3 separate regions of the Mus musculus genome follow, and all the other regions are linked to region 2. The links are chromatin loops, found by intact Hi-C in ENCODE. Cell type or tissue: left cerebral cortex. All regions are shown on one strand. Region 1 overlaps Plcb1 (phospholipase C, beta 1). Region 2 overlaps Plcb1 (phospholipase C, beta 1). Region 3 overlaps Plcb1 (phospholipase C, beta 1).

Evidence for each region. Hi-C counts contacts between places; a loop is a spot of excess contacts. Peaks named below come from ENCODE experiments on the same cell type or tissue, not always from the same donor. Only the 100,000 strongest peaks of a DNase experiment are listed, where the experiment ranks them.
Region 1: it touches region 2 in a loop (2.3-fold over the local background); 2 of 42 quality-filtered maps call a loop at or near these places.
Region 3: a loop joins it to region 2, with 2.6 times the contacts of the local background. A loop is called at or near these places in 10 of 42 quality-filtered maps.

What each region holds. Positions count from the first base shown.
Region 1 is chr2:134,906,519-134,914,518 of GRCm38, forward strand. The region is part of intron 2 of Plcb1 (phospholipase C, beta 1); the gene reads left to right. Among named protein-coding and RNA genes, the nearest start is that of Gm39941, 7.0 kb to the right of the region's middle. In left cerebral cortex, a CTCF peak has its summit at 4,728; DNase peaks (open chromatin) are centred at 4,483, 5,457, 6,341 and 7,727; H3K27ac peaks cover 2,911 bases.
Region 2 is chr2:135,324,118-135,332,117 of GRCm38, forward strand. It overlaps Plcb1 (phospholipase C, beta 1), which reads left to right. Exons shown (of 32, transcript NM_001145830.1): 14 at 1,506-1,683; 15 at 6,183-6,250. Among named protein-coding and RNA genes, the nearest start is that of 4930545L23Rik, 110 kb to the left of the region's middle. In left cerebral cortex, CTCF peaks have their summits at 43 (motif pointing left), 4,893 (motif pointing left), 5,094 and 6,304 (motif pointing left); DNase peaks (open chromatin) are centred at 23, 4,858 and 6,283; H3K4me3 peaks cover 308 bases.
Region 3 is chr2:134,993,972-135,001,971 of GRCm38, forward strand. The region is part of intron 3 of Plcb1 (phospholipase C, beta 1); the gene reads left to right. Among named protein-coding and RNA genes, the nearest start is that of Gm39941, 80 kb to the left of the region's middle. In left cerebral cortex, a CTCF peak has its summit at 3,878 (motif pointing left); a DNase peak (open chromatin) is centred at 3,078; H3K4me3 peaks cover 289 bases; H3K27ac peaks cover 950 bases.

The DNA of each region.
Region 1 (8,000 bases), 420 kb before region 2:
CTAGGCCATCTTTTGATACATATGCAGCTAGAGTCAAGAGCTCAGGGGTACTGGTTAGTTCATAATGTTGTTCCACCTATGGGGTTGCAGATCCCTTTAGCTCCTTGGGTACTTTCTCTAGCTCCTCCATTGGGGGCCCTGTGATCCATCCAATAGCTGACTATGAGCATCCACTTCTGTCTTTGCTAGGCCCTGGCATAGTCTCACAAGAGAGAGCTCTATCTGGGTCCTTTCAGCAAAATCTTGCTAGTGTGTGCAATGGTGTCAGCGTTTGGAAGCTGATTATGGGATGGATCCCTGGATATGGCAGTCTCTAGATGGTCCATCCTTTTGTCACAGCTCCAAACTTTGTCTCTGTAACTCCTTCCATGGGTGTTTTGTTCCCAATTCTAAGAAGGGGCAAAGTGTCCACACTTTGGTCTTCATTCTTCTTGAGTTTCAAGTGTTTAGCAAATTGTATCTTATATATTGGGTATCCTAAGTTTCTGGGCTAATATCCACTTATCAGTGAGTACATATTGTGTGAGTTCCTTTGTGATTGGGTCACCTCACTCAGGATGATGCCCTCCAGGTCCATCCATTTGCCTAGGAATTTCATAAATTCATTCTTTTTAATAGCTGAGTAGTACTCCGGTTTTTTTAAAGGGTGAAAAAACATGAAGGTGGATTGATAAGGAGTGGGGAGGCTCTGGAAGGAGTTGAGGGACAGAGAAGAATAAAACATACCATATGAAATTTTCAAAAATAAATACAGAAGAAAAATGGACATAGTGTGCTCTATTTTGTAATTAATTCAACAGTAAATATTGTATCTCTTTTTTTTTCTTTTTTTTTGGGGGGTGGGGTGGGGTGGGGTGGAGTGGAGGGTGTCAATACAGGGTTGCTCTGTGTAGCCTTGGCTGTCCTTTATCTTGCTCTGTGGACCAGGCTGGCTTTGAACACACAGAGATCTACTGCCTCCTTCCTAAGTGCTAGCATTAAAGGTATCCACCACCACTGTCTGGCTAACATCTGATTTCTTCAAGTGCAAAGAAAATATAAGTTTTTGTTTCATTATCTCTTCAGATTCCCATGCTCATTTTCCTAATTGGCCTTTTTTGCACCAGAAACAAAGAAGGTGCGGACAGTACAGCTAAAAGCTTTTGCTCTGCCTGTTCATGATTTCTGAATACATTTTGTGATTTCCACCCAAAATATTCTCCAACATGTAAGTAAAATGCATAGAAGATATTCCCTAACACTATTTACTTCCCTACTGATTTTTCTTTAAGAAAAGCAAAAGAAAAGGAACTTCAGAAGAATACAGACAAATATTATTATCCACCTTTCTTTGTGTTTAAAAATAATCACACAGAGGAGAAGGCACAGATCGCCTTAAAATGCCTATAGACTGTGTTTGTGGTGGTAGTGGTTTAAACATTTTGGTGGATTGTTTTTACTGCAAGCCTCACAGTTGGTTTATGTCCCAAGAAGTTTCAGTGAAATCTCTTATTCTTTCCTTTAATCGTATTTCCTCCTATAAAGTTAAAAATAACATCATGATAGAATTGTTGGAAAGAGGACATGTTAGACAAGACTCTAGCTCCTGCACTATGGGTCGTGTGGCTTCCTAAGCTACACTGAGCTACATAGGTGAGAGCAGCTATGGCCCCTGTGATATAGGGACTGGCCTCTCTGCTATGCCGGTGTCCTCAAACTTAGCTTCTACCCTCATGGTCCAAGATGGTTGATTCAGCTCCAGCTTCATAGTCACCAGCAAGAAGCAGAGAGAGAAAGGGACTCTACATATTGCAAGAGGTCAGGTGTATCACCTCCACTGCCAATTCCATGAACCTGTGGTTAGTCACACAAAAGGATACTGAGAAATTTCATCTCAATTTTATAGTCTTATACCTAGCTAAAATAGGTAGTTCAGTTAGTACTCGAAGAACAGAGGCAGGGTATTGGAGGCTATCTGACAGGCTGACACAATATATAAAACTCTAAGGAAAATAAATGTCATTCATAAGTCTTCCATTTTTGAGTTTAGCATACTTCCTCCCATTACTTAGTGCAGAACAGAATTATGCTGTACAGTGTTTAGTACTATCTTTCTTTAATTTAGTAAGATGCCCTGAACACTTATTTCCTCTAGTAGTTAAGGTCCATCAACATACTACTTTAAGAGGGGCATAGTATTATATACTGGGTATATACAAGCACATTACATACTTCACCAAATTCATATTTTTCAGTATTTAGATTTTTGTAATTGTTTTAAACACATTGGTGTTTAAAAATTATTTTGGTGAATGTCTAAGGTGCATAACTTGGAGCTACAATAAATATTGTAAAATGAGCCATCAGAAAAGAACATAACAAGTTATACCCCAAATTTATGTATAAAGATATTCACCATCTGCATTCTCCCCATGATTAGATAATATTTTGGCATGAATTATTGTTTGAAAATTATTGTTTCCCTCTGTTTTGTTATGATCATCGTAGGACCTTTAAAACAAGTTCTTGGTAATTTGTGTATCTAGATTAAGATTTCTCCATATGATATTAGTCTATTTTAGTAATGGATTTCTGAAAAGCCTATGATGAGGAGACAGTTCATCTTTGCATATATTTTCTCTACTAACTTAGAGGAGGCCTTCTGTTTCTTAAATAATCATTTGCATTCCTAGAAATTGTATCTGCTAATATATATGGAACAAATACTTTTCCCTAGTGGGGCATCGATAACTGGCTTGCATGAGTGGATAGTTCAAAATGGAACAGACAGCTAATTACCACACATAAGGGCCCTACTGCTCACCGCTGGCCTCGGCTTCTTTGAAGCATATCTTTCTCATTCGAGCCTTGTTTCTTGACTGACCAGTGCATGTTTTTCAGTGTTAAGTTTGAATGCAGTCATGCATGTTACACTCCCTGGCTCATGCACACAGGGAGCATTCTGACTCTCCTATGGATTTACAATAACAGGGTTCTTCCTTATTGACGTTTCCCATCAACACACTTTCTCTGTCTTCTGCATGAGATGCGTGGCATAACAACACTGGAATTTTATGTCTTTAAAAGAAATTGTGGTGTTTGTTTGTTTTTTTCTATCATGCCAAGGATGTTTGCCCTTCTCTTGAAATATGAAAAAGTGTGACTCTGTATATGATGGAAAGTCATTGACAAAATATTCTGGAATCCAGGGAAGTATTTTAACTCCTCAGGCTTGCCATAGTTCCTTGAACTCTGCCCACATCTCTTGTTTCTGTGGTCTCTAGTCTCTTGTTCTAGGCTTTTAGTAGGGGCTACTGGTCTCTTTTGCTTGTTCATTCTGGGTCAGTACAAAAGGCTTGCTCCTATAGCTGGTGCTTTGGTTTTGCGTTTTACATTTGACTAGTTTTATGTGCACTTTCTAATATGTGCACTGGTTAATGTGTTGATTTTGCTTTATCTCCTTTGCTAGTCTGGTCTGCTCAGCCCTTGTCTTGCCTCTGTTTACATCTTACTCTCTATTTTTCTCTTCTCCTGGTCATATGTTCTCTTTGTCTACAGAGTCTCTACTTCAGGATCTATTGACTCTTTAAACCAGATGCTTTGTTTGTGTTTGCCCTGGTAGATATTCTTCCTAAAGGTATGCTCTTTGTTCTATCCTTACAAATATAGGTACGCAGGTAGAGCAGTATCATTAAGGATTAAACTTGTGACACTCCTTTATTTGTTATGTAATAATACATACACATCATTGGACTGTTCAAGTAGGTTTAATATTTGACCATAGATATAAAATAATAATGGCAGGAAATTTGAAACTTATGACATCTCAATCTTCCTTCCTTCTTTTCTTCTTTCCTTCCTTTCTTTATTTTTTCTTGTAGAAGTGCCCCTCTCAGCTCTTAACCTGGAATAAGAAAGGAAAATCCATGTGTTTATATTGCTAGTTTATATATATGTGTGTGTGTATGTGTATATATATATATATATATATATATATATATATATACATGTATAATTTTACTTTTAATTCAAGAGAAATTTATAGTGAATTCTTATAATAGATAACATTCAAAATAGTATAATTTCTTCAGAAATCTTTCTAATGTTATTTATCAAATATTTCTTGCCTGTTCATAAATGGCTTTGTTTGGTCTATTTCTCAAAAGATGACAATTCAATGCTAAATATATATGCTAAATATTTGCACACACACATATATACATGCAGTTACATAATTCTATAGTATCTCACATTGCATATGACAGTGTAATATAATATAGTGTAACATGATTTTATACATTTGTAAATTTATTTGGCTCAGTATTTCATGGGTATTTAATAACATAAAATTTATGATTTGAATATAGGAGACAAAAGGCCATGAGCATGTTGATGATAACAGCAACACCAATATCCCATCTTGTCCCCAGGAGGCTTGCTGAAGCATGTGGGGGAGGGACTGGGAACCAGATGGTGCCTGTGGCTGGCAGTCAATGGCTCCTGCTGCGATGGAAAGCAATTACTCAGTACCAGTCCCCTGGGAGGCTGATGACAAGGCAAGCATGTTCCCCACATTCATCTATACAAGGTGTAATAATTAAGCCAACAGAATCATAGTGTCTGCCTGAAGGGTGTACAAAGAAGCAGCAGGGACCCTCTTGGCTTGTTCATCACCTCCATGTTACCTCCACAGACTAGTAATTACTCAAGGGGTTTATGGCATTTACATGTGACAGCAGCCTTTGCTGCTGTAGTACCTTTAAGGTCCAGTGGGCAGAAGAAACCGTGTTTATAACCAGTGAAATGTAAGCACTGAGGGCTTGAATAATTTCCCTGATATCATCCTTCAGAAAGATTCTACATGCCTTGACAGGGAGGAAGATGAAGATGCATTCTAGAGTTAGCCACCATGGTGCTTGTCACGGGCAGTACCATTACATATATGTTCTCTGAACAGCAGGATTTTTTCTGTTGGAAATGTAGCTGTCTAGTCTTCATCTCCCAGTGGTAGTGGACAAAGACTAAGCAGCCGATTGGTTCTCTTAAATTAGATGTGAGATCTCGTGCGGAGTGACCCATAGGCTGCTTTCTTCCCCAGGCTGGAGATTAGAAACACAACTGAGCGGAGAGCAGTGTTGGGTTGCTGAACAAGGAGAAGGTAATGAGCAACTCAAGTTGAGGACAGATTTAGGGTGCTGAACTGGGAGTGAAGATTTACAAGAGCCTAACAATTGTGCCAATAAGGCGGGTTGAAAAATAAGCTAATGTGTTTGTGTCTTTTACATGCACATCTGAGGGAACCTGGGCAGGGCTGTTAATGAGGTCCACCCTGAACTTGAAGTGGGGTAGTAGCAACTCCATGCTACACCTAACCAATATATTTGGAGTTCTTGGCAAATCCTGAAGCCTGTGTTTCAATGCTGTCTGTTCTATTCTTTCCTTCCCAAGTCCACACCCTACCAGCGAGTTACACCCTAGAGCCAGCTTCCTCTTCTTGGCGAAGGCTTCAAGTAAATAAGAAATGACTGTTCATCTTACAATCTAAGACTTTCCCTCGGATACTGGTAGAAAAAAAAATTCAGAAGAAGAAGGGGGAAAAAAGAGCTGTTATATCTTATGTTGGTTTTCTCTAGAAGCAGAGTGACGGACTGGAATCAGCATGTAAGGGAGCCACTGAAGACATGTTCTCAGGAAAGAGTCTGAGAAAGGCAAAATATGCTAGCGAAGAACTAGCAAATCATAGGCTGGAGGTCAAATAGTTATATGAATGGAGAAAGTTTGACAGAGTCAGTGACACGAAAGAATGTGTGGTTCATAATGGAGGTACTTAGCTGATTGTTGAAGATGGGCCTCAGCACTAGTACATTAGTTGAGATAATAATAGCACAATTTGATGGGGGATGCTAAGACTGTTCAGCTCTGCTCAAACACTTGGCATGTGCCTTGACAGAGCTTCTGAGGCTGAAGTGTGTACCAACTTCCCCCAAACCTTGATGAAATGTAGTCTTGTTTCAGAAAGTTTGATGGTAGCATTTCTACTCAGATACCCTGGAAAGGTGATGTGCTTCTCCTCTGGCTACTGCATGTATTCTTTACATTTTGCAGATGAGGAACATGAGGCAGAGGATAGCCAAGCCACCTGGTTTAAATTATAGAAGTAGGAACCAACTGGGGTGTGGGTCTGCCAAGCCTGGCTCCTCTGGGCTATTCTGAAATGCTCTAGTGGAAGGTCTCCACAGAAAGGTGAAACTGGAAATAAATTGGCGCAGCCAACAAAGGAAAGACAAATGTCCCTGTGGTGAATCCCAAGGTGAGTGAGGCCAAGCCACTGGCCAAGACACTCACGGACAGCCATGACTAAGTATGACTCAGAGAGCTTGGTCTGCTCCTCTCCCAGTTTCCCTTCCAACTTCCTGGGACTCCAAACCATTTGGCTGCAGCTTGTCAGTGTTTCTGAGTGGCTCAGAAGGAACTAATCAGTGAGTGTCAGAGCCTCTGAGAGATGAATGGCAGCAGGTATAATTTCTCAAAGATCATTCCTTTTGTCTTTTTCCGTATTCCAACATGTAACGTAAAAACAGCAGGCAACTGGAGATTTATGGCTTGATTCATTCTAATTGATTTCTTGGCTTCCTTGGGTCTAATTAATTTTTTGCTGTGTCCCCTAAAATGGTACAGCAGGCTTCCTAAAAGCTTCAAGCACACAGCTGCTTCCCAGTTTCTGAACATCTAAAACTTGGTAGGTAAATAGAAATCGATTTTGTTTTTGAAACCCAGACAGAACAGAGGGAAATAGGCTGCAGAATGCATCAGAAGACCACGAATGACATTTATTTCAGTTCGCTAAGGAGGAGACTTTGAGGCAAGACTTGAGTGCAGTTACTTTTGGGGAGACAGTGCCAGGAAACCCTTTTGTGCCTTGGAGGAGTGAGAGAGGGAACAGAAATCACAAACTGTGTGTGTTTCAAGGCAGTTGTTCCTGCCCTGGCGAGCCAGGAGGTCTTGGGAATTTTCTAGGAGATAGTCTGTGTTTTCTGCTTCAAGCCAAGGAAGGAGTCAACTGTGGGGCTTATCCTCCAGTTCCATCAGTCATGGTTCAATGGCTTGGGGGGTCTGACACTGACACCCAGTCTTGAGCCTGATGTATCGGGCAGACAAAGCTATGAGTGCTTACGTTTGGCACTGAGGAGGTGAGTCCGTGCAGAAATGGTAATTGAGCAAGGTCCATAGACAGCACAGCTCAGTGTCCTTTACACTGTCTGAAGGTAAGCTGTGCTGCTTTGACCTTTTTGTGCATCAGTAATCTGCCCTACCTCCCCATGCTTCCCTAGCCTCCTGCTTGTTACCACCATCTGTGGAACTGCAAAATCTAGAAGACCTTTACATTGACTTGGAGAAACTAAGGCAGCTGTGCACTTTAACCCCATTTATGAGGGTTTGAAATACTGGTATGTATCATAGATATGAGTTGTATGCATTATAATTATAAATTATAGCTGCTGGCAAGGTTAGGCAGACTAGAAAGTGTTCAAGGCTTTCCTTCATTCAGTTATTCTGAATCCTTCACAATTACCAGTCAGTAGCATTTTAGTGGGGAGGCGGGGTATGGGAATAAACGAATGCCCAGCCAAACTGAAAATTGAATAGAAGCTTATTTTGGGCAGTAATTTTTAATGGGCTTAAAATTTAATCTGCAGAGTGCCACATTTGTGTTTCTCCTTGTTAGGACTGAAGGAGGAATAAAAGAGTGTGTTCTGGGCCAACACTGAGTTGGCTCCATCCAGACCAGTGCCTACAGGGTCCTAGTGCCTACCTTCTTGAATGGAGCCCCTCAAGCATTTCTGTGAGCTTCCTGGCCCAGCTGCTATTGCTTACCTTGTCCTGCTCATGGGGAGAAAAGCAGAAGGACACCACTGTGGTCACCAAGCCTAGGGTCAAGGTTCAAGAAAGGCTGGGGGTCTCCTGGGGTCCTCATTTCATGTTCTCATGCAGACTTGGCTACTTATTAGTCTGTTGCCTTA
Region 2 (8,000 bases):
ACTGTGACTCCACAGAGAGATGGCCTTCAGTGCTGCCCCCTGGTGTTGCAGCATGAGCAGTCCATAAGACAATTCTCTAGCCTGCTGTTCTCTTAAGGCTGAACTGGGGATAGGAAGAGGAGCTGGTAGGAGCAGCAGCAGAGTAGCACCAGATGACACTGGGATTCCAAAGAGTGACCAAGGTGAGGAACAAAGGTGCTGGACGAATAATGAACTGTAAAGAACAGGGAAGGGAAACTGGGCCGTATTTAATAGAAATCGTTACAAAGAAAGCTAAGCCTTAAGTTCCCAGGATCGAGACCTATAATACTAGGATTTTAGGTGCTCTGGGTCCTTACACCCTAAGCTCTTTCAGGAGATAGAGCACAAGCAGGCAATAGTGCCTTGCTGCTGATCACTGCTGCAGGAAGCAGAGGATCATGACAGCTGCCCAGTTCCAGACTACTGGTGGCTAAAGCTCAGACTGAAAGCCTGTCACCATGTCACCATACATCTTTAGCTTCTTAAGCCTAGAGCAGTAGAAGCCTGGCTCTCTGTGCTTGAAGCTATATAAGACATGGAGCATACGAACTCCAGGTCCCAGGCTCAGGTCCTCAGGGGGCCCAGCTTAGAACAAGGGAAGATCTTCTCTTCATCTCCCTGGGACTCCTGAGTAAGAGGACCCTGCCCAGTGGATGGGTAGCAGCCCCATCCCTGTTCATAAAGGCAAAGAGCAGCCAGAACCTAAAGAAGCCTCTTCTTCCTGGACACTTTGGCCCAGTATCTGCATATTTTCAAGTGAGTTCATACTGGTCCCCAGACTCATGGCAAGCAAAGGATAGAGGGCCAGCTTGTGGGACTTCAAAGGCCTCTCTAAAAATAAGCCTGTCTTGTGTCTTGCACATGCTCCCTGATACAGTAACTTATAACCTTCTCATGGGAAGTTGATTTCCCAGTATATGGACAAACTTGCAACAGTGAAGTAAGGCTCAGTAAGACAGCTCAGATCTAGGGGCAAGAGGAAAATCTGAAATTATGTCTGATTTGGCTGATGCTAAAAGCCCACCCGAAACCAACACAAGATGTTGCTGCCCCTAACGCTTTGTCTGAAACAGTGACTTATTTGGAAACTTTTACCCAACTTCAACAATTCTTTCTGTCCAATGTTTGGCCTTTTCCCAAAGACTCAGGTCAGAGATGATTTATGTATCTGCAGTAAAATGATTGGACTTGCAGGGCCCGTCAGAAAATGCCTGAGAGTCCAAGGTCAGACCATTAAATCTACCTGTACATTTCCGTGGCCTCATTTTTTTTTTTTTTTGTAGTTTCATTGTAGAAAATGAGTTAGGTCATTTAAAAGCATCTTTTATTTAAAACAAATGCAGGGCACAATTAGAATGCTTTCGTGAACTATGCTGAATATAGTAGATGCCAATCTAGAGGCTGTGCTATCCAAAGCAGTGGGATTAGAGAGGTGCCTGGAAGGAAGGACAGTATTTTTAAAGGCTGTGCTTTCTTTTAAATAGCTGGAATCTGGGGTACCTCTTCCAAGCCCTATGGATTTAATGTATAAAATCTTGGTGAAAAACAAGAAGAAGTCGCACAAGTCGTCAGAGGGAAGTGGTAAGAAGAAGCTTTCAGAGCAAGCTTCCAACACCTACAGCGACTCCTCCAGTGTGTTCGAGCCTTCGTCTCCAGGAGCTGGTGAGTGAGGGGCTGCCAGGCTCAGGATGGGTGGATTCGCAGATCTGCTGCTCTGAAATTGGCCTAGAAGGGCTTTCAGCTTTCAGCTTTCTCTCTTTGGATGGTTTATGTTGTGTTGCTTTTCGGTGGCACTCTTAACCACAAATTCTGTAGGTCGAAAGGTTTCTGAGAAAGCTTCTGGAATAAACCGAAGATGTCTTTCGGGAAGCTCTTAGGAAGGATTTTTCAAGCCCTAGAGGCCACTCACACCCACCGGCTCACAGGTCCCCCTCCCTCCAGCTTCCAAGCTAGTCATGTTGTTGTATCTCTATAGTCCTTCCTCTGTGGTCACTTTACTCTCTGACCACCACTTGAAACTCTTGTCAGCTCATAGCCTCAAGTTATCGGTTAGGCCCACTGAGAGATTTCAAGGCAGTCTCCTGCCTCAGCCTGATGTCAGATAAGGAGTCAGCTCATCTTTGGGTAGGTATTACACTGGCTTTCACGTGAGGCAAATCTGCTTTTCAGCAGAGTCTTGCTTCTAAACTTCATCATCGACCACATCAGCAGAAGGGAAGACAAGAGATTGGCAGACTTCTAATGCAATCATTGATGGGTTCTGGGCTTTGCAGTTCTCCCCTGTGTTATAAAGCACTTAAAAAAAAAAGAGTGAAGTGACAAATGACTTGCATTGTTTATGAAAGGGATTGGCATTTTTTTCTTTCACATTAGTTTGAAACTGACCACTTGTGAGACAAAAATTCAAAGGCCATTGGATTTCTTTGGGTTATTTGCCATTGAGCCTAATTTATTCCCCCTTACCCAGAATCCTGACAATTGCAGAGAGACAGAGAGAGAGAGAGAGACAGAGAGAGACAAAGGGAGACAGAGACACAGAGACAGAGACAGACAGAGAGAGAGACGGAGAGAGAACAGAGGATGGGAGGATAGAGGAAGAAAGCCAGGAAAGGAAAAGGGGGATGGAAAGACAGAATAAAGATACTTAATATATCAACCAAAACTAAACACATGCACTTCCCCTGCCCAGTTCTATTCCTAGGGAGAGAGCTAACAAGAAATGGGAAATGGGTAGTGATATTTATCAAGAGATGGAAAAATTGCTATAAGCAATATTATTAAAAATATCCAAACACTGGCAGCAAGCAATCCATCAGCTGATTGCAAATCATGGTTTAGTCATACAAAGGAATAATGTATATAATGAGAGTGATTTACAGCTATCCACAGAAGCATAACTGACTGTGAACACAGAATCCAACAACAACAACAAAAAAAGTATACTATCTAGCTCCATCTGTATGAGTATAAAAAGCAAACAAAACCAAGATAAGCTGTTAGAAGTCAGGGTAACCGCTAGCCTTAGACAGAACTAGAAGGAAATCTAGTTTCTTCTGGACTCTAGACCAGACTTCTGGACCAGTCTATTTTCTTTATATTTTGAAAATCCATGTATTGCTCATATGTCATGCATTTCCCCATGCCTATCACACATAAATTAAAAGATTTTTAAACAATTGGAATGTTAAAATATAAAGTGGGGCAATCAGAACATGAACGTGGCCAGCTTAGTTGGTTGGTTGCTTGCTTGTCTGGTTGGGAATTTGGGTCTGTCTTGTTTGAGCCTCTACTGTGCTCTGACCTTTTGCAGACTAGGCAAGTGTCCTACCTCTCTGCTGAGTGTGTCACACCTGCAAGCCCTGACTAGGCCTGGTTTACCTTTTGTCTTATTGTCTGTCTCACTTGTCAACTGCTCTTATTATTTAAATTGACACCCTAAGGTACAGACAGTATATAAGTCTCTCAGAAGGTCTATTCCCCTCCATGGTTCACAGATATGTTTTTTTTTTCAAATATCATGACATCATTCTGATTTCCTTTTGAAAATTTTTTCTCAGTATGATGTGAGGATGATCGATCATCAGAAGTCTCTTCCTTTCCAACCTGTCCTAATGTGCCTTCCTTTGCACGTGGGTGCTTGTGGGTATTTGCGCCATCTGCTTTTATCTAATCCCATTTCTCTCTCCCATTAACCAGATACATAACTCTAATAATAATGATTTCTACAGGCAGTGAACACAATTGCTTAATACAGAGAAAAAGCAGCAATCTGTTAGCAATTCTGTAGGTTCCCTAAGCTAGCCAGGAGTGAGTCGTGTGCAATCGGTATTTATTGCCATGTAGTTTTGGAGTCTTTAGTACGTAAGTAGGCCCCAGAATAAAGAGTTCTGATAATTTATCATTTGGTTTGTGGATGTTCCCAGTACCAGGAACAAACACATAACATGGATCTTATTTTAAAGCTAAGTCAGTCTGTTGCCTGGATGCCTCTTCTGGGAGCCAACCCTTAGCCAGCACACTTTCCAGAATGAACAAGGGTCAAGTAAGATACCACTTTTGGGTGTTGTTAGTGTTGCTTTTAAAAAGGGTATTATTTTTTTATGGTTCAAATAGATTTCTCCAGGGTCCTCTCAAAGTCTTATAAGAGAAGCCCCTTAGGTATGTACAGCCTCTGTGGTGACTTAATACATAAAAGACAGATCAGTATGGTTTTGTTTTTCTTTGTTAAGCTTGCCAAAGGAAGAAAAAAAAAAAAACAGGTCTTTGCTTTCACAGTAGAGGCAGACGAAGTTTTTTTCTTCCTCATACAACCCAAGTTACAGCCTGAACGTGTATTTGAAATGGTAATTGGACAATTGTTTTGTTACATGAGTCATTTTGTAGAATGTTCCAGCAATCATCTTTTCATGTTGCTTGATTAAAGAACACATCCTTCATTAAAAATAATAATAATACAAAGAAGTACTTCAGGAAATAAAATGAATATGAAATATTAAGTAGCAACCCCCTAAAACAACGCATCTGTTATACAGCAGGGTGCATTTTTAAGCAAGTATATGGGGTTCGAATAATTATTAAGTCAGCACCATTAAGGACTTATGTGGCCCTTTGTAACAGGCCATCCAGTTATTGGTCACAGAAGTCTTTCTCCTCTATAGAAGTTTGGTGCCTACTTTCCTCACTACCATCCAGTAATTGATTGACCTCTGTCCCTCACATGAAAACACAGAGTTGCTTCTTGGAAGGTAGTTCTGTGGGCACTGTGTCATCCATGCTGCAGAGTGTGGCCAACTTTTTAGAAGGCCCCTCTGGGAGCAGGTACCAGGCACTCAGTTCTGCCTCAGCAATGAGCTCATCCTGCCATCTACTGGAATATTTGTGCTATTGCAGTGGAAAAAACTGAAGGAGGGGAGGGTGATTGAAAGAAAACCGACTGTGGCTGCTTTCCTTTTCCCTTGAAACTATTTTTACACGACTGAAAGAGTTTGAAGTATAGGGGAAATTAGTACTTAATACTAATGTGATATTTTGAATAAATTATCCATTAACTCTAGGCAGAAGGGTAGAATCAACCAATTGCAATGACTGGCTAAATGTGACGCTAAAGTAAGTCAGATTAGCATAGATTTTTAAGTGTAGTGATTTTAAAGCTTAATTTTCTATTTTTATTGCTTTTCAATGTTTTTTCTTCTTGCATTAGATTATTTCATCTTGCCCTTTTAAAAAAAAGAATGATATCATTTAAAAAAATCTTTATTGGTTCCTTGAGAATTCCCTACAAAATAGTGCTTACCCCCAACAATTCCCAGATCCACTCTCCTTTCTCCATCCTTCCAACGGGGTGTTCCATTTCTTTGTTTGTTTTAAATTCTTCAGTACCAACTTGTGCTGCCCAAATATTCTTGCATGTGCAGCCTTCTGCTGGAACACGATCAACTTACCAGGGGATTAAACTCTCATAGAAAATGGACTGTCTGTCTTCCAGAAGTCATTAATTGCCAATAGCTCCTCCTTTAAGGGTGACACTTCATGCTCCCCTCCCTTCCCCATGTTTAGATTTTTGTCTGGCTGCCACAGCTACTGTGAGTTCACAAGACACCGTAGTTATCCACTGTCTCAGGCTCTCACACTCTTAGAGCCGAAGAATGCTGTCATGTTTATGATTGTAGATTATTTAGATATGATGATTGACCTGCACTTGGCAGTTCTCAAGTCTTTGTGTGTGCTACCATTTCCCCGCAGTTTCTGATTTCATTCATAAACTTCTTCAACCGCTGTGAAGTCATTTTATTGGAGAAGGTTGGTCCCTGAGTCCCTGAGCTGTGTGCTGGCCAGGGGTTACTTCAAAGGGGCATGACTGAGGACTGGACAGAAAAACAAATGAAAGCAGGGCTTGTCTCTGTTAAGGTCATGGAGATTGACATCCACGAGAGAACATGTACATTATAGTAAGAAGCACAGAGAGAAGTTTCGTCTAAATGTCAAGTTAAGTCTCTGTTACTAAGAAAATGTAAATCTTTGGGGAAAGAAAACAGCAACTTTAAAAGGAGCAGAATGTCAGCCTTCCGAGTGCATGCCCTGAACAAAGTTGGCAGTGTGCTTTTGCGAACTCTTTGAACTTTCAAATACTGAAATTGTGATCTGTGATTAAAATTTGACAGGGGAAGCAGATACGGAGAGTGATGACGATGACGACGACGATGACTGTAAAAAGTCTTCCATGGATGAGGTGAGTTACGGATATCTTACGATTCTCTTCTGCCATCTAGTGGGCAAAAGAGATAGGCACAGGACATTGGATTACCAACTCCATTCCCCATCCCCACGACCAAGGCAATTAAATGATTTGTCCAATGGTCTGAAATCCAGAGAGAGTATAGGGTTTGAAGGAGTGTTCAGAAATGTGACCGTGATTCCATTGTCTTGATTTTGTATCAACTGAAGTGATGTCTTGATATTAGCTCTCTAAAGGATGCTGCCAGCTCAAAGTAATAACTGCCCAGAACTCAAACAAATCAGTGATAGTTCAATGAGGACTTCAGGATTTTCTTTCAGTCAATATCACAAAATTTATACGGTCTCTGCATTCAAATATGTTCTTAGAGGCTTTGGCTCTGTACTGGCAGCCTTATAGTAAATAAAAGCAACTCTTCTCTTTTAAATATTCATTTGTTTACTGAGGTGTTTGCTAACTTGGTTTTGTGACAGGATGCTATCATTAGGCAGCCCTGTCTGACCTGACTTAACTTTGTAGCTCAGGCTAGCCTCAAACTTAAAATCCTCCTGCTTCAATATCTAGAATGCTTGGAGTACAGATGTGTATTAACTACAGATAGCTCAATAAGCATTTTGTTGTTTGTTTGTTTGTTTGTTTGTTTTTGAGACAGGATTTCTCTGTGTAGCCCTGATTGTCCTGGAACTAGCTCTATAGACCGAGGTTGGCTTGAAACTCAGAGATCTGCCTGCCTCTGCCTCCTAAGTGCTGGGATTAAAGGTGTGTACTACAACTGCCCAGCTTAATAAACTATTCTTATTTGGCACCCTTTTCCTTATGAATGAGTCTCACTGGGTAGCCTAGGATGGTCTCAAACTCCCGGGATAAAGCAGTCTCTCCATCTCAGCCTCCGTGTAGCTGAAACCACACCTGGGAACCGCGGTGTCCAGCTTCATTTAAAATGTGCTTTTTATGTCCCCACTAAATTTCCTCTTGATTTCTAAGAGGAGCACGGCTGTAATAACTGAGGCTCCATCTGTCTGAGAGTGGCTTCAGGGTACACTTGGATCATTCCAGAATTGCCTATTTTTAAATGAATATTTCCCAGTTGGCATTTAACCAGAATGTTTCTCCTAGAGTTTTCACAAAGAAACCTCATCTCTATGCATTTTTCTCTGCTAAACTAAAAAATGAGAAAATATGAGACCCATCTCTAGAGGCCAGTCTTGTGCAAGTAACGACTGCGGGTTTCCTTTATTAAAACTCGTATTATAGCATATGTAATTGCAGATAGCATCTAAATTAATGCAAGATCTCACTATTTGCCAAGCACGGTTCCAAGCTCACTCCTCCCCCTTTCTTTCTTCTTTCCTCCCCCCATGCCCTCTTTTTTGAGACAAGTTTTTCTCTGTGTAACCCTGGCTGTCCTAGACTCAAACTCAGAGATCTGTCTGCCTGCCTCTATCTCCTGAACGCTGGGATTAAAGACAAGCACTACAACACCCAGTTTCTTTTTAATCCTACTTGTAATAATTATAAAACTTGACATGCTATAGGGCTGATTTATATTTCTAATTTTGCTGGTGATTAAACAGCAGGTAATTTACTTGTCCATAGTGGAGCAGCTTCTGACCAGCGGGCTTTGGATTTAATATCAGATGGCTTTGTTCTGGGACCTAAACCACTATATTGCTGTCATACAGCACACCCTTACACACAGGAACCAATGAGGGAGGGGGAATGTTTATCACAAACTAGAGGAATT
Region 3 (8,000 bases), 330 kb before region 2:
TTTATTACTATTTATTAATTTTATTTTGAAGGGTTTAGCAAGGACTCGGTGATTTCTAGGCAGCATGCTCCTAGGCTCTGGGCGAAGTAGCATTGAACGAACAAGACAGCTATCTCTGCTTCATGTGTAACGTGTGTTTGGAAAGGGTGTACTGGAAAACTGAGTCTTCAAGTAAACGAACAGAAACCTTGAGTTCTGTGATGGCCGACTTCCTATGCGGAAGGATTTTTTGCTGGTGAGTTTCATGTAGCCAGCCCAATATCAGAAAGTGGAGAAAAGAGTAAAGCATACCATGGCCTCTAGTCCTATGAACCCATTCTGTCATGTCATAGTATGAGGAAAAGAGATGACAGGTAAGTCCCAGTTAGAAAAATAAGCCAGGGAGGAAGCCATAGACCATGAGCCGTGGGGAGGCCTTTTGTTTTACAAGGCTGTTACAGAGTAAGTTATCTTGAAGAAACAGGAATTTAATGATAGGCAGAATTGTGTGAATGACCCACCCACCAGCAGAATATCAAGGCAGAGGGCCCAGAAGAAATCAAAGGCTCCAAGTTGGGAATATACATCAGTTGAACTACTATGGGGTTCAAGCCTGAGAACATGCTAGTGGTTTGAGATATTTTCTGGAATAAGTAAGGAGACAGAATGCTGAGACAGACAAAATTAAATCTTTGGAAACAGTGCTGGTAGGAAGTACTGGTGACTGTGTTGAGAACAAACCTTGGCACGTGAAGGAAGAAGCAACGGAGACTGACTGAATGGCTACTCCAGATATCCTGAATAGTGATATTGGTGACTTGTGGTCAAGATGGTAGCCGCTGAGGTAGTGAAAAACATGGTAAAATGTAAATATGCATTAAAGATGAGAACTTGGCATGTATTGATGTATTAGATATGATGATGAAAGAAAGAATGTAAAAAGAGCTATCAAGTAAATTTACCTTGAAAAATTAGCATAGTTGGTTTGTTATATCCTGAGATAGGAAACAAAAGAGGAAAGGAATGCATTATAAATGAATAGAGTTTGGATCTAGATATTGGATCAAGATATCTAGATGTAGTTTGGCTCTAGTGTTTGGTTTTGAATAATTAAATGGTTGTGTTTCCTGTCAAATGTTTAATGTTAAGAAGACTAATAGTGAGTTCAGAGATATTGGATCTAGAAATGGAATTTTGGGTGTTTAAAGCTTGGGTGAGATGTCCTAGTGAATGTATAAAAAAGAAGGACTGTAAGGCTAGGGAGGTTCAGTAGATAAAAGTCCTTGTTTTGCAAGCATAGGACTTCAGTTGAATGCTGCAGAATTGTAAAAAGCTGCAGCATATTTGGACACATCTGGAACCCCAGAATTGGGAAGCAGAGACAGGAGGATCCTGAGAGACCGTTTGCCAGCTACTCTTGCCAAAATGCCAAGCTTCTGTTTGACTAAGGGACTTTATTTCAGGGTAATAGGGTAGGGAACAAAAGAAGCAACCCTCAAATTCTGTTCCAAAGTCCACATGTTCACTTATGGGCACATATGCCTGCACGCTTGTATATATTATGTCCACATATGAAGCACAGTGTACAAATACAGAGAAAGAGAGAGAGAGAGGGAGAGAGAGAGAGAGAGAGAGAGAGAGAGAGAGAGAGAGAGAGAGAGAGAGAGAGAGAGAGAGAGAGAGGTGGGTGTGGAAGGAGGTAAGAGAGAGATTGGGGAAGTTTCAGAACTGCATCCAGATGTCCATGGCACATAGAATTTAATGACTTTATGAGGATCCAGCTAAAGAGTCTGCATCCAGTATTTTACCAAAGAGTTGAAAGCAGAAACCCCAAGCAAGCAAGCCCTTATTGAACAGTGTCTAAATGAACGGAAATGCACAATTGATGCATATACTTGTATACTGAGTATTAGCCTTGAAGGGCTGAATTTTTAATGTGTACTATATGAGCAAACCCTGAAGATATTTGGCTAAAGTGAAGTAAGGCATATAGAGAGGACAAATAAGGTGTGACTCCATTCTAAGGTCAGATAGGCAGAGTATTCCCATTCAAAGAATAAAGTGGTGGATGCCAGGGCTGTGGGGCAGGGAAGTGAAGGTTGTTACTTAGAGCAGAGCTCAGTTTGAGAAGATGAAGGAGCCCCATGGGTGTATTAAATGCTGGCGGTACCACAGTGTGCATTTTTTAATGCCTGAGACTTTTGTGAATCAGGTCTTGAGTAAAAAAATGAAATAAAATAAAATAACAAATAAAAGCATCCATGTCTCTTGAAATGCATTTAAGAAAGAGAAAGGAGTTGGGGTGGGGGATGGGGTTCAAGTGGTATTTCCTCCTAGGTGTTTATTTTCCTACTGAATAGTCCTATTTAGGATACCACTGCACATTCTTTCAAAATCTCCCTATATCTTAAACATGTCTTGCTAGTATTCATAAAGGACTGTTTATTTAAGGGTTGTCAAATCCCAAATAGCTCATCATAGGATTTGGATGCCTACATAGAATTCTCATAATGAGCTGTTATTTGGGTGTTCTACAACAGTGGTTTCAATGAATCATCTCCAATGCTCAGAGTTTAAATGAGAACTTTATTCATCGCCCCTCTTGGTGATTATCAGCAAATATCCTGACTTTGTCTAGATTTATCATTGTGTGGAACTGCAGACATAAACTCTGATGTAGATATTTGTGGGCTAGAAAGGACGAAAGAGAGAGAGAGAGAGAGAGAGAGAGAGAGAGAGAGAGAGAGAGAGAGAGAGAGAGAGAGAGAAAGGAAGGAAGGAAGGAAGGAAGGAAGGAAGGAAGGAAGGAAGGAAGGAAGGAAGGAAGGAAGGAAGGACACTTTATGCAACAAAATCAAAGGGCTCCTCACTTTCACTAACCAGTTAATGAGATCAACCTCTGACCCTTACTCTCCGCTTCAACCATTTCTTAATTCACCTCACATGCTGCACGAGCTTTTTCAGAGTAGGTTTTGTCATTCTATTTCTATAAATGTGTTTATGATTTTTTACTAAATGGAAGCAAAATAGAGCTAAAATTTCTTAGAATGTGTGTGTGTTTGACAGCTATTCACGTGTATCTTTAAATGTAAATTATATGGCATGGTTCCTTTTGATGTTCATTAAATTCCATATATGTCAGTAGTTTCCTTGGAAACAGAAACCTTTATATAACTTTGGTAGCAGAAACATTAGGATTCTGGGGTTGGTGAGAATGGGTGCCGATTTGTACTTGAAATCCTACAGCCGTTTTTACCTGAGCCTTACCTTCAGCTACATTTAATAGTGGAAAGGAAAAGACCCTGAAAGTGACCATTAAGGCACAGCATATCTTCTCTAATGGCTGGAAGCTTTTACTTTCTCTAAAGCATTTTTCAGATCTGCCATTTTTGCTGGGATGTTAGAATAGAATCCCCTTATTTGAGGCGATCTTAGTATGTCTCTTACCTGTAGTTAAATTTGAATTTTTGAGCAATTCCTGCGTTATTCAGTATATGTGCATGTCCATTTGTAAAATATAAAAAACTGAAAACATGTATGCTTAAATTAATGTTCTGAGTTTTTATTATGACAAATCTCTTACTTTAGTGCCTTCCTATCTAATAGTTCCCAAGGTACTTAGTTGTCTAGGAATGAAGGGATGCCACACCTCTCCACCTCTCCCAGGGGTGGAAAAAGGCAGGGTGGCAGACAATATGTGTGTCCTGGTTCCCAGTATCAAAAGCATTGCTTGTTGGAATTAGTTAAAGCCCAGGGATTTTTAAGAGGTTTTAGGTCTTGATGATAGTGCTTTTGTCTTATGAGATCTCAACCTATAAATAGTGTATTCAACTTGTAGAGGTACAGGGTAAATAATCTAAAAACATTTCTCAATTTTAATTATTTGAAATGAAAAATTATGCCATCTTGTGGTTTTCATTGTTAATATTTTTTAAAAAATAAGTCTATCCACTGACCTGTGCTCTAAAGCAGGGCTTCAATTGTGGGTTCTAATATAAAGATAGGAGAAATACTTGGGGAACTATTAAAATCCTGATGCTTGTCCACACCCAGATCAATTAAATTATGATGTGTGGTGTGGGTCTCAGACACTGTATTTCCTCTGAAGCTCCTTAGAGGCAAACTTGTGTTCAGTCAAGTCGGAGATGCATTTCTATGAGTGAAAGTTGCCAGCTAAAATGGATAATTTCTCTTTTGAAGACTGATTTCAGAATTATGATATAGAAAGACACTGGGAATTTTTCTACAATCTTTCCGTCTAGTGTTCTTTAAACCTGACTGCTGTTCTCAATTAAGAAAAATATGTGTGCCCTATGGTTTCATTTCCTCTGACTACATTGGAAGACGTATGGGTTAAGACTTCAACACATGAATTTTGAAGAGGCATAATGCAGCCAAAAGAAATATTTCTTCGCAGTATTTTTATGACCAAGTGTATGACTTTCTTCTATAAAGAGTAATTCTGACATAATAAAGAGAAGTGATCTGTTTTCATTACAATCAATGTGATTGTCAAAGGGCAAGAGGCCATGATAGTTGAGATCATTTTTAGGATCCATGTTATTGCTTTTCTATGTGGCTTTACTGGAGAACATTGCTTTTTCTGTTGCCACGAAGTTTTGTATGTCCTAGAGAAACTACCAAGTGTCTTTGTGCACTGTCAATGCCTAAGAGAACGTAGCTACTGCAGCACAAACTCTTCGGTGTGAAGCAGTATCCCCCCCCCCCCCAAATAGCAAGCTGTATAACCCAGCACATCATTTTCTATATAAGAGACTTGGTTTACTTCTCTGGAATGCAAGCTTAATCTAAGTGTTTACCTTACCTGGTTGCTATAGAGACCCAAGAATAAAATGCATGGCAAGTAGTCAACACAACGGTGACTTCATTGCATCTGCAAGATATACTTTGTCTATCATTATTAACAAATGTTGATAAAAATGTGTAGGTGAAAGCATGTTACAATTGGAAAATGTTCTTGTACATGGTAGAATTTTATGTCCTACTTTGGATTCCTTCTTATTGAGAATTGATTCCATTTTATCTCTGATCATTAAGTTGACCTTCAAAAATCTATTTGTAATATATTGACTATTTAAAAAAAATGAACTTAAAGCCTGGTTAATTCTATAGCCAGCCAACTACCTCTAGAGAACTGTTTTTGAAACTCTATTATAAGACTCACACTTCTTATTTAGAAAATGGTCCGGAAAAATTCCTGAACAGAACAGCAATGGCTTGTGCTGTAAGATCGAGAATTGACAAATGGGACCTAATGAAACTCCAAAGAAAATGGTCCGGATTTGGCAAGAGTTTAATAGATTTTTCTCAACAATCAAAATAATTTTAAAGCAGTTTGCTCCCAGTAAGGACATATTGGCATTTTCCCCCTATATTCTGAAGCCACTGAAGGGAAATCCAAAGCACTGTTTTGAAATAAAATAAAAGGTTTTGGGTCAGAAAGCCCCAGATTCAAGCCTTGGTATATAAGTTAGTTGAGAGTTCCCAAGAATGTGCCTTGGTTTGTTTGGGATGAGAGGAGCAGCTGAGTGGAACTGTTGGTTGCGTTTAACAATGGTGAAAAACAAGTTTGGCTTTAGGGGAGTACTCATGGCTCCTCAGCTGTTTACCTGTTGGTGTCTCATTGGTGTCTTCTCCGCAGAGCTAAGTAAGACAGATAGGTATGTATGCATATATATTCCTTACACTTCCTCCACTTGGAAGATGAGATTCTGAAGTCATTTGACATAACATCTAATGCAGAAATACTGGAATGTTAATTGACAGGTGATTTAAGGGGGGAGAGTGTTTTGGGGGAGAGATTTCAAAGGAAAGTGTTTTATGAAAATACCGAGCCTATCCATCCAATTCCTGACTGCCATTAGAACTCAGAGTAGATAGAGCACAGTGTTAGTTTTCGTGAAGTGGGCAGTGTGATTACAATGTTTGTGTTCCCTCAAAAATTCCTGTTGTTGCTGGGCATGGTGGTGCACGCCTTTAATCCCAGCACTAGGGAGGCAGAGACAGGTGGATTTTTGAGTATGAGACCAGCCTGGTCTACAGAGTGAGTTCCAGGACAGCCAGGGCTATACAGAGAAATGCTGCCTTGAAAAACAAAACAAAAAACAAACAAACAAAAATTCCTGTTGTCACTTAAGCACCTCTAGAATGGTATTAAGAAGGAATAACTTCATAAGTGTTTCCCCCTTCTTTCATGTGAGGACCCAGCATTCAAAGTATCCTCTTAAAGCAGAGGGTAGCCTTCATGAGACATTGAACTTCTAGCCAGATACTCCACTCCACCACAGTGAGATTCAAGGGTCTATTACTCTCAAAACTCCCAGGCTAAGGCACTTTGTTGTCACAGCCTAGATAGTTCAAGACCCTGAATTCTAAATATTGATATTCAGATGATGTAATGGCATTCGAAGAGACCTGTGATGCTGTCCTCCTTTCATGGACTCATATGCCACAGAGCAAAATAAAGGAGATGAACAAGGACTTCAGGGAGTGGCCTTTATATTTACCACAGTCTTTCAGAGTTATAGGCATATAAACCAAAATTGGTTTGCAGTTAGAATGTGTGACGCAGTAGAATCTGCAAGGCACCTTGGCAGAGTCAGAGAAATGGAAGAGTATGTTTCGGATTATTCTGAAAATTCAAAAATTCCTTTCATTTGTCATTCTGTCCTGTTTTTGAAGTGGCCCACCTCAAACACTTGAAAAGTACTTGACCCTTCAAGCACAGTGTTCAGAGGTGGGACTTTGGATCATGAAGGCTTTGTCTTCATCAGCGGATTAATCTACTGATAGCTTGATATTTAGTGGACTCAACAAGTTGATATGATTGTTGTAAATGTATCACTGGAGACTGTCCTTTGGGGCATTATCTTGAGCTGTAACTATCTCTATTATCTTTTCATTTTAGGAGGTCATGAGGTAAGTGATCTTGGCCACTTGTATTCTGCCCACCATGAGATTTGCTTTCCCTTGGTTCTAAAGGAATGGGTCCAGTGTAGCTTATACTGAAATCCCTGAAGCTGCAAGTCTGATTGAATATTTTCTCCCTTTAAGTTGTTTTTCTTCAGTATTTGCCTCAGTGAGGGTTTGTGTTCATTGCGGGGCTGATTCCAAATGAACGATGATTCAGGATTTGTTATTTCTGTTCAAAATTGTGTTGGCCAAGGTAACTTTCCTTTTTACAAATGTTAATTGAAATTGAATTTCATTATCTTTAGTTGAAATTAAGTGTGTTAGTCATTTTTTATATTGTGTGGATCATATTGTTTTCATCCTTAGGGAGCTTTATGTGGATTTAATAAGGCCTTTAAAAGTGTCATAGATTAGGACACATACAAATGGTTTGGGAAATTAGACAATTGTTGTTAGTTTTTGCACTGTCACACTGCCTAAAGCAGGAGTCAGTGAGTGAGCTTGTTTCTGTATGAATCATTCCATTGTGATATTATTTGAAAGTGAAAATATGTTTATAAGCCATTATCTATAAATGTTTTACTTGCAAACATGACTACTATATGAAAATCTAAATGAAATTAATTTAAGATTCTTCATTTTATACACATGCGCGCGCGCACACACACAGATAAAGAAGGAAAACACAACTTTATGTTTACATATTTTTAAAGTAACAATGCTTGAAATAAACTTTCCACATACACTTTTGGAAAAGAATAGTGCTCACAATATCAAAATAAAAGTCAATGATTGAATATATTTTTCATGTGAGTTAGTGGTTGATAGGCAATTATTTTTAAAGAATAAATTATATCACAACAAACTAGATTTAATATTTAGGTTTCAGGTCAGCTGTGCAAAATTTTATGATTTGAAATGATTGTGCTTCAGTCAAATAATTTATCTGAAGTACACTGTAGAGCATTTGAAATATTGTGGAAGTGTGACAAGAGCCCTTATTATTTTCCCCTTTTAAAGGGGAAATGTTACTCTAGTTTATTTAATATGGAAAGTCATGAAAGATTGAGTTTGTTCTGTAATGTTTT